2 separate regions of the Homo sapiens genome follow, and region 2 is linked to region 1. A link is an interaction called in ENCODE POLR2A ChIA-PET data of the cell type or tissue named here. Cell type or tissue: GM12878. All regions are shown on one strand. Each heading gives the region's core, and the rest is flanking DNA. Links, peaks and the distances in the headings are about the cores only.

Region 1 (5,391 bases), core at 312-5,311:
GTGGAAGGTGAAAGGCACTTCTTACATGGCAGCAGCAAGAGAGAATGTGAGCTTGTGCAGGGAAACCCCCTTTTTAAAACCATCAGATCTCATGAGATTTACTATTATGAAAACAGCAAGGGAAAGGCCTGCCCCCATGATTCAATTACCTCCCACCAGACCCCTCCCACAACATGTGGGAATTCAAGATGAGATATGGGTGGGGACACAGCCACACCATATCAAATGGCAAATAATCACATTAGTTATCAGGGAAATGCAAATTAAATCTTCCCTTCCTAGATATGCATCCAACAGAAATGTTGATATGACTGTTCAAGCTGCATTATTTGCAATACCCAAAAGTTGTAAACAACTCAAAGGTCTTCCAATGGGTGAACAGATAAACAAATTGTGATATATACATACAAGAGAGTACTATTCAACAATAAAAAATGAACTATTCATACATACATCATCACAGATGCATCTTAAATATGATGAGTAGAAGAAGTCAGGTAAATGGTACATATTGTATGATTTCATATATATAAAATTCTAGGAAGTGCAAACTAATTTATAGTTATACAAAGAAGGTCAGGCACATGTATGAGAATGGCCAAAATCCAGAACACTGACACCATATGCTGGTGAGGATGTGGAGCAACAGGAACTCTCATTCTATGCTGTCAGGAATGTAAAATGGTACAACCACTCTTTTCAAAAATTGAATTTTATTTTAAGTTCTGGGATACATGTGCAGGATGTGCAGGTTTGTTATCATGTGCTATGGTGGTTTGCTGCACCTATCAATCTATCACCTAGGTGTTAGACCCCACATGCTTAGCTGTTTAACCTGATTCTCTCCCTCCCCCGACCAAGGCCCAGTGTGTGTTGTTCCCCTCCCTGTGTCCATGTATTCTCATTGTTCAGTTCCCACTTATAAGTGAGAACATGTGGTGTTTGGTTTTCTGTTCCTGTGTTAGTTTGCTGAGGATAATGGCTTCCAACTCCATCCATATCCAGGCAAAGGACATGATCTTGTTCCTTTTTATGGCTGTATAATATTCCATGGTGTATATGTACCACATTTTCTTTATCTAGTCTATCACAGATGGGCATTTGGGTTGATTCCATGTCTTTGCTATTGTGAATAGTGCTGCAATGAACATATATGTGCATGTATCTTTATAACTGATTTTTATTCCTTTGGGTATATACCCAGTAATGAGACTGCTGGGTCAAATGGTATTTCTGGTTCTAGGTCTTTGGGGAATCGCCACACTGTCTTCCACAATGGCTGAACTAACTTACATTCCCAACAACAGTGTAAAAGTGTTCCTATTTCTCCACCACCTCACCAGCATCTGTTGTTTCTTGACTTTTTAATAATTGCCCTTCTGACTGGCATGATATGGTATCTCATTGTGGTTCTGATTTGCATTTCTCTAATGCTCAGTGATGTTGAGCTTTTTTTCATATGTTTCTGGACCACATAAATGTCTTCTTTTGAGAACTGTATGTTCATGTCCTTTGCCCACTTTTTAATGAGGTTTGTTTTTTTCTTGTAAATTTATCTAAGTTCCTTGTAGATTCTGGATATTAGACCTTTGTTAGACTGAAAAAATTTTCTCCCATTGTGTAGGCTGTCTGTTCACTCTCATGATAGTTTCTTTTGCTGACACAACCAATTTAGAAGACACTTTGACAGTTAAATTTTCTTTTTTCATTTCTTAATATTTTTACTTCTTTTTCACATCTCAGCAGCAGCAGAGAAGGTTTTTTAAAAAAGAAAACTAAACATACTCTTAGCATATGATCCAAGAAAAATGTTTTTTGATATCTACCCCAAGGAGTTGAAATCTTTTGTCCACACAAAAACTTGCACATGAATATCTATAGAGAAGCTTTATTCACAACTGCCAAAATCTGGAAGCAACCAAGATGTCTTTCAGTAGGTAAATGGATAAACTGTGGCAAAAGCAGCTTCCTGAAAAGGAAAAGTCGAATTCTGAAAAAGAGAAGGAAAACAGGCAGCCCATGTGGCCTGGGGCCAAAAATGGGGAATGAATCCCCCATATGGAAGAGTGTAAGTGAGTGTCCTTCTGGGGTCCACTTTCCCTGGGAAACTGTACAATCCAGGCCATTGGAGAGCACCTTGACTCTCCTAATCTCAGAATCACATTTAAGGAGCAGCCAGGAAACCATGAGAAGAAACTGCTCCAGGGTGTGTCCTATGTGCTCTCTCAGACCCAGGCAGCTACAGTAAGATGCCATTCTTGATCTTAGCTGCTCAACAATGTGTGGAAATTAGCAGCACCAACCACTGGAGTTAGGGGGACTTGGGCTGGGGTTTGCAGAAAAGAGGCTTGAGTAGGGGAAGAACTCCTGCAGCCAGAACTGAGAAATGAGCATGACCTGGGATCCAGCCCAACTGGCACAGGAACCAGGCTGTCTCCTAAGACCTCAGCAGGAGGAGAGTTGCCTCAGAGGCCAGGATGGGGGCTGGGTGGCATCTCCCACGGCCCTAAGCTGAGTGGCAGACTGGATGCAAACTTCTAGGACTGACTAGATACCTGGGTTCGCTGCCACAGTCGGAACAAGGGAGGGAGCACTCCACGAGAACAAGGATAGGAGAGGGACACAAGTTCCATGTCTGCTGGCCACAACTGTGGCTGCTTGGGCTGTCAATGTCAATCCTTCCCTAGGCTGAGACCCTGGCATAGTGGTGGCCACCCCTCACCCAAGCATTTTCCCAGGGGCTTGGGGGCTGCCTCACTACCCTTGTTGGGACTTTTGCATACAATCACCATGGGGGACCTGAGTACAATTGCCCAGTCCAGCTCTGCCTGGGCCCTTCCCCATGCCTCTCCAAGGTGGAGCATGGCATCCGGGCTCATGAGTTTTCCATTACCCAATCTGCCACCTGAGACACCCAAGTACTTCTCCCATGGAAAAGAGGCTGGGCACAAATCCTGTTGTACCCACTGTAGCTGGCTCTAACCTGTAAACATCGCCTACTGACCTAGAGGTCAACATGCAAAGCCCACTGCAACAACTTCTAACACAAGGGCAAAGTGCTTGGAAACTAGAAGATCATTGCACAACCACTGCTACCACCATGACCCATGCCACCCTGGGTTACAAGGGGGCTGAGGGCCCACTTACCCATTCAGCATACACAACTACAACCAGCATCCAGGAAAGCTACACAGAGGCCCAAGAAATAGCCTGGAACTGCCAACACAGGCGCCAGAATACACTGTCCCATGGCACAAGAACAGACATGCTTAGCCCACCACTGCTACCAATGAAACCTGAAAAGGGATCCATCAGGCATTCCAGTCCCCAGTACAACTTCACAATAGCTGCCACCAATAACCGCCCCATAACACCAACAAACCCACAGCTACCACAAAGGCTATTTATAGCCAAAGAAATCATGCAGCGTTTTTATCACTGCACATCCTGAAACAAAGCCAAACAGCCCTACCTGCCCAAACACATCATGGTCACATAGTCAAGAAAAAAAGTCCCCTCCCAATGAAAGTAAATTTAAAAATAAGCAGCAACTATTGCTCCGGATGCGCAGAAATCAATGTAAAGATACAAAAGGCCTGAAAAAGCCAAGGCAATATGACACCCTCAAAGGAAAACAATAATTCTCCAGCAATAGATCCTAACTGAAAAAAAAAAACCCTCAAAATGCCAGATTAAAGCTCAAAATACTAATTTCAAACAAGCTCAATGAGATGTAAGAGAAATCTGAAAACCAGTACAAAGATCAGAAATCAATATAGGATGTGAATAAGAAGTTTACTAAGGAAATAGTTGTCTTTAAAAAAAAAAAAAACCAGAAATTCTGAAACAAAAAAATTAATATAAGGAAGTATAAAATATAATCAAAAGCCTCAACAATAGACCAATAGAAGAAAGAATCTCAGAACGTGAAAGACAGGTCTTTTGAAATAATCCAGGCAGACAAAAATAAAGAAAAAGGAACAAAAAAGAATGAAGCCTTGGAGATGTTTGAGACTACATAAAAACCTAACGTACAGATTCCTGAGGGGGAAGAAAGATCAAAAAGTTTAGAAAACATATCTAATAAAATAAATGGTGAAAAGATCCCAAGTATAGCAAGAGATTTAGACATCCAAATACAGGAGGTCCAGTGGTCCATGAAAAATACACTGCACAAAGGACTTCACCACAGCATATTATAATCAGATTGTCGAAAGTCAAAGTGAAAGAATTCTAAAATCAGTAAGAAAAGAGCAATGGCAGACTTTTCAGCAGAAATCTTATAGGCCAGAAAAAAAATGAGAGGGCATATTCAAAGCACTAAAACAAAAAGCCTGCCCCTGGGCATAGTGGCTTACACCTGTAATCCCAGCACTTTGGGACGTCAAGGTGGGTGGATGGGTTGAGCCCAGGAGTTCGAGACCAGCCTGGACAACATGGTAAGACCTCCATCTCTACAAAAAACACAAAAGTTAGCTGGGCATGGTAGCATGTGCCTGTAGTCCCAGCTACTTGGGAGGCTGAGGTGGAAGGACTGTTTGAGCCTGGGAGGTAGAGGTTGCAGTGAGCTGTGATCATGCCACTGCACTCCAGCTGGGAGACACAGTGAGACTCTGTCGCAAAAAGAAAAGAAAAAAGCCTGCCATTGAAGAATTCTATTTTCAGAAAAATTAAGCTTCATACATGAAGGAGAGATAAAGTCTTTTGCAGACAAGCAATGCTGAAAGAATTCGTCTCCACTATACAGATCCTGTAAGAAATGCTCAAAGTCCTAAATGTGGAAACAAAAGGAAGATATTCACCGTCATGAAAACACATGAAAGTATAAAACTCACAAGTAAAACAATCACACAAAGGAGAAAGAGAAGGGAATCCAATGGCAATACTACAGAATTCCACCAAACCACAAAGAGAAATAGAGAAAAAGATAACAAAGAACTTACAAAACTAGAAAACAATGAAAAAATATGACAGGAACAAAACCTCACATATCAATATTAACCTTGAATATAAATGGATTAAATTCTCCTCTTAAAAGATACAGATTGGTGGAATGGATAGAGAAAAACATGATCCAACCATACACTGCTCACAAGAAATCCACCTTACCTATGAAGACACAGCCTCAAAGTAAAGATATTCCACACAAACAAAAAAACAAACAAGACCAGGAGTAGTTATACTGACACCAGATAAAACAGACTTTAAATCAAAAACAGTTAAAAAAAAAAAAAGACAACAAAGGTCATTATATAATGATAAAGGGACCTATTCAGCAAGAGGATATAACAATACATCCAAATATACATGCAGCCAACAGCACCAAGATTCATAAAACAAATATTACTACAGCTAAAGAAAGAGGCAGACAGCAATGAAATAATGGTGGTG
Region 2 (5,391 bases), core at 237-5,236, 980 kb before region 1:
GAAAGCATATATTCTCTCTCTCTCTCTCTCACACACACACACTGTCATTCACTTATACACACACAGAAATGCACACTTTGCTGTATCTTCAGTAATTTTATCCATTCTTCTAACATGTTTTAGGTAGAAGAAAAAGCCCATTAACTAGTTATATTTGTTTAAATATATACACTTTATTTTATTTGAATTTTTGGTTCAGTGTGTAGTTTGTTCATGGTTTTACTAAACTAGAGAGTACATTTTTTTTTTTAAACAGTGTAGGGGAAAAAATGTACTGACCATAAAATTTTAATGTCATTTATATGTAAAACAGAGGTAGTCTTATTTAGGTTAAATAGTCTGATTTTCAGGGAGTATCTAAATGGCTTATTTAACTGTTTATCTTTGGTACTTCAGTAGATAACATTTATATATGGCATTTAGCAGAAAGGTTAAATGAAGGATGTGAATGTATAATCAGGTGATTATTCAAAAATAACATTATTGGATTTAAGGTTCAGAGTATTTTATAGAAATTTCTTTGACTTGTAGTTATGAATTATGACATGGTTTCTAAAGCTGGTTCTTCCTGATTTCTTTATGTTTAGCTAATGTGTTTCTATAAGTTATTTACCAAGTTCTAAAAATTAGTTGTTTTTAAAACATTAGATGATATTTATTGGGTATCTATTTGAAGCAGTTGTCTAAAAAGTCAAGTTTTATTAGATCCATTACCCAAGGCTGACATGTATGATTTTAGTCATTGAATACATTTCTTCTGTGGAGTAGTTTATCTGCTAGTTATTATAAAGCACTGACAAATACTTTTTGCTTTTTCAGGACTGTGATTATATCTGTGTTAAAATCATTTTTGGATGTGTTTTCACATTTTGTACTACAAGGATAAAATTTGATGTGAAAAGCATTTGCAGTTAAGATATAAACCTAAAGCAATGTAATTTATATTTTTGTAAAAATGTTTACTAATATAAACTTAGAATAGTCAATTGCAATTTTTATTTCATTTTTCAGTTGTGCAAGTATAATTGTATCTGATGCTAGGAATAAAACCTTAGAATACTTTGCCGCTATTAGAAGAGGATAATAAAAGAACATTTTTGTGAGAAATTGAACTTGCGTTTCAGTTATATAGTACTCTAAGCATGGTAAATATGTTTCAAGGCAGTTTTGAACAGTTTCTGCGAGGTGTAATGTTCAATTTTTGTTTTTGAGATGGGAAGTATGTGTGGGTGATCAGAAATAGTTGGGCTAGAAATGAGCTGTGTATGTGCATATAGCTTAAGAAGTGTTCTCTTCAGCCCAGGTATTTACCACGATTTAACACGTATCTTCCTTTAAGTCCCAAGTGCTGATGTTACAGTGAACTTGGGGTATAGCGCGTGCAGTGCACTACTTATTTCTCAAATCATTTTCCCTTAGAGAAAATCATGAAATGTGTATTTTTTAAAATACAGTAGCGGTATTGTGTTTTTAAAAAGCCCACCAGTCTTGTTGGGAAGGAAAATAAACTCTAGGCTACCTCTCGTTGTTTTACTTGTAAGCCAGATCTTCGTTGAGTAAAGTTATTTTTTTCTTTTTTCTACTACTAGATTAAACTTGGTTCCTGTGAATGTAAATGTAATTTTGTGAACATTTAATGAGGATCTACTTTATGTCAAGTGCTCTGCATAGTGCTGTCTCTAAGCTATAAAATGAACCAAGCATCATTAAATGAAACCTAACTTATGTCCTTGAAGCTAATTTTCATTTGAGTAAAATTTAAGAATAGTGAAGACAACATTGTTGTGGCTTAGCAAAGCCGTCTGGAGATTTCTTATTGGTGGCTGGAGGTGCTGCAGGCTCTGTCTTGGTTCTTATGGATGGCCGTATGCCCCTCAGTTTCTATCCTGGTGGTTTTCTGTATTTGGGGTTCAATCAATATTTGTCAAACCTAATTTTGCTTTAAAAACTGACTACACACACGCACACACAAAGTGATGGAACATTGAACTTCAAATGTAGCAGGTGGTCTGTTTGAGTCAGTGTGCTTCTTAGTACGCAAAAATAGATTTGAATTCAGAAATCTGTGTGCCAGTTGTTATGAAATTTGCAATTGAGCAAATCAAGGTTCATTGTAATCTCTCCTTTCCCCAGCTTAAGTACCTTTAAAGGAATTCTCATTGCTCCTAGGATAGGTAACATTCTATCCAAAGCTGTGCTCGTAGTAGTGCATATGTAGCTTCCTCACATCAGTCATAGTTGTGTGTTTACTCCTATTTGTGTGATATCTGGTGAATGTCTGTGGCTAAACACCCGTGCCAGAGTCCCGGTCATCCTGTGCTCGGTGGTGCACTTAGCCACAGGCCCTGTGCAGAGAGGCGGGAGGGAGCACATAGTTGTCAAATAGACATACCCAGAAACTTAATATAGAGTGACCTTACTGCTTATTAGGAGCCCTACATAGAATAAGTAATGTAAAGGGGGGGTGTGCTTTTTAATTTTTATATTTTTTACTTGTTGTATTCAAGAACGTATGTGAATTTGTATAGTAGAATTATATCACATGCATTTAACTATACAAGAATGCAGCTTCATACCCAATTGACTAAAAGAGTTAAAAAAAAGGCAGACAATACGCAAAAGTACCACTAGATTTCCAAATTTTAAAGGCTGTATGATACATTTGCTATTTATGCTTAGTTTAGAACTAGTATGTCCAGAAATTTTGCTGAGTTATAATACCTCTAGTTTTTTTAATTAAAAATTACAGAAATTGAGGCACCCAAATGTGAAATACCATTTTTCATAGTGTGTAAAATTATTTAAAATTATTCTTTAAAATTATTCTTAAAAATCCAAATCTGAGGCCAAAATTTGGTATTCTGGGCTTTGCTTGTAGTTAGACTAATATTTTTATTTCTTGTTAATTAGCATTATTTGGAGAATTTAAGAAATGATTTTTAAAACAAATAACTGAATGTCAAAATAAGTGTCTTAAGAAAAGGATCCTTGTTTTTGATCATTTTGGAGAAAATTGCTTTTGCTCTTGGTTATGTTAGTCTTTGCACTAGGATGCATGTCCTTCCCTAGTCCCTCATTTAAGGAATTCTGTAAAGTGCTTTGTAATTTAGGCTTCCATTTAAAAATTAGATTTATGTACTTAATTTTAGTTACAGATATGCACGTTAGTTCTGAACTCTGAAACTTTTTTTCTTCTGATTGTAAAACATATTTCCGTTACATAAGTTATGAATACTTACATGGGCTGATGAGCACAGGAAGTAACATACCCTCAGAGCTTAACATGTCCTGTGTGACTGATGACCCTGTTACATTTGGGCACTTTGCTCTGTCCAGTCTTCTGGTCTGGCCTCTTAACCATCTACTAGTCCATTTAATGAACACATTTTTGTTCATGTCAGGAATGCTGAATGCTATTTCACGAAACACTGTGTTGTGTTTTGTTTTGTCTTTTAAATAAGGAAGTAGTGGTGTGGAAGGCTAGTTACCTTTCTGAAAGTAAGTTTCTACACTTTAAATTCTGTTTTCCATTTCAGATGTTCTCTGTTTTACAATTAAATTAATCTAATTGGTTTCTCTTTCTGCAAAGGCTATACCTGGTGTTTTTGTCACTAATATAAAGCTGTAAGTCCTTATCTTATCCATAAAGTATATTTTCTAGTCATGTATTTGTCCTCAGAGAGTTTTTTGTTTTTAAAGTTTGCCCACTTAAAAAAAGTAACATAAAATGTCAACTGTTGGAATATTTTAACATGTTGTTTTGAGACTTTTGTGAATCTAGTTTTTCTGTGCAATTGCTGTTTTTAAGCTTGTGAAAAAGTGCTGAGCTAAATTTTAAGCTTATGAAAAAATCATTTTAAAGATTCCTGACCTAGAGTATTTTAAAATAAGTTTAAAAATTTTAAAAACTATTCAGTCCTTTGATTTTACATTGGTGTTTCGGGCAAATAGTGATATTTCAGTTAGCCGTTAAATACCAGGTAGTTGGGCTGCTGAATAATTTCTTAGTGCCTTTTGTTTAAATTTAAAATAAACTATACTTTTAAGTTTGAATGCATCTTCTTAACAATCGTGTTCTTACTTACTTAGACCTGGCAAACGAGGTTCGTATTTGTGTTTACTCTGTAGTTACAGAACATCACACATCTTATAGTTTGGGCCACATTTGGGCACATGGTATCAGGTGGCAGTGAATGATGTTTCCTGGATGTGTCTTATAGGCCATTTCATGCAAATCATGTTTGATGAGACTGCTGCATCAAATCACATTTCTTTCTATTACAGCCCTTGCAGATGAGAATCCAGACTTTATTCCATCCAGGAAAGAACGTCTTGCTTTTGAACACCTACTGTTTTTACAACATGCTTGCAATGCCTTATAATTACCAGCACTTAAGCTATGGAAGGAATGATGGGCATTTTCTCTGATCAGATCTATAAGTAGTAGCAGGCGAATATAGTAGGAGACCCTTCCAGCTGTCAAACATTGTCAGGCTTGCAAGGAGAGAATGCAGTTTAAAATGCACGTGACATAATACCCAACATCCTCCACTTGCTAGTGGGTTTCTGATTAATCGTGATTACCATACATTATCATACCATCAAATTTAATCATATCAATGAATTCCCATCTGCGGCAGTAACGAGCAGCTAAACACTATGGTAACAGCTATTAAAGAAGGTGGTTTATCAAATTCAGTAACCCTTTAACTTGCTGCTTGGTCAGCATGCGTTGCATGTGTTGGATAGAGATAGGGCTGGGTTCAAGTCCATGCTAATTAGTCAAAGGCCAGGGGTACTCCTTGAAATCACATAAAATTGGTTTCTTGTTTCTTCTGTTGGAGCTGTTGAGCTACTTTGTAAAAACTGCTTTATAAAGTATGTGATAAACTATAGTTGTCCCTTGTACAACATGTGTATATGCGGGGGCCTGGAAGCAATCTCCTATGCATACCAAGGGAGGGCTGTTTTTCGTTTATTGGCTAAGTAAATCTGTTACATTGACTGGGACACCTTTTAAATTCTCTTCGGATATAGAGTGCTATATATAGAGACTTAAACCTCAGTGTAGTTTGCCCATCTGCAACTGAATAATTTAGCCTGTGAAATGTTGGACACAGTTTAAAGTCTTGGAACTCCTCTGTGCAGGGAAATCTTAGTTACCTGTTTTTAGTGATGTGTCCTACAAAACACACTGCTTTTTTTTTTCTTTTAATATTTAATTTCCCAGGAGTTGTTGAAGACCTGTGGTTCTGTTTAGGTGCATTTTTAAGGCACACTTGGAGAGAAGTCCTGTTTTATTATAAAGTATCAAAAGCAATTCTTCTGGCCAGCGCTCCCAGCACTTTGGGAGGCTGAGGTGGGTGGCTCACTTGAAGTCAGGAGTTCGAG

What was found. ChIA-PET counts read pairs that join two places held together with the same protein. Peaks named below come from ENCODE experiments on the same cell type or tissue, not always from the same donor. Only the 100,000 strongest peaks of a DNase experiment are listed, where the experiment ranks them.
Region 2: POLR2A ChIA-PET joins it to region 1 with 7 read pairs; 1 of 35 experiments calls an interaction of 5 or more read pairs at or near these places.

Annotation. Positions count from the first base shown.
Region 1 is chr7:156,700,938-156,706,328 of GRCh38, forward strand. All of the region lies in intron 15 of LMBR1 (limb development membrane protein 1), which reads right to left. Among named protein-coding and RNA genes, the nearest start is that of RNF32-AS1, 44 kb to the left of the region's middle. In GM12878, for the core only: no CTCF peak of the experiment used is centred there; a DNase peak (open chromatin) is centred at 3,334.
Region 2 is chr7:155,718,939-155,724,329 of GRCh38, forward strand. The region is part of intron 9 of RBM33 (RNA binding motif protein 33); the gene reads left to right. Among named protein-coding and RNA genes, the nearest start is that of RBM33, 77 kb to the left of the region's middle. In GM12878, for the core only: no CTCF peak of the experiment used is centred there; a DNase peak (open chromatin) is centred at 3,353; H3K4me3 peaks cover 1,220 bases; H3K27ac peaks cover 3,115 bases.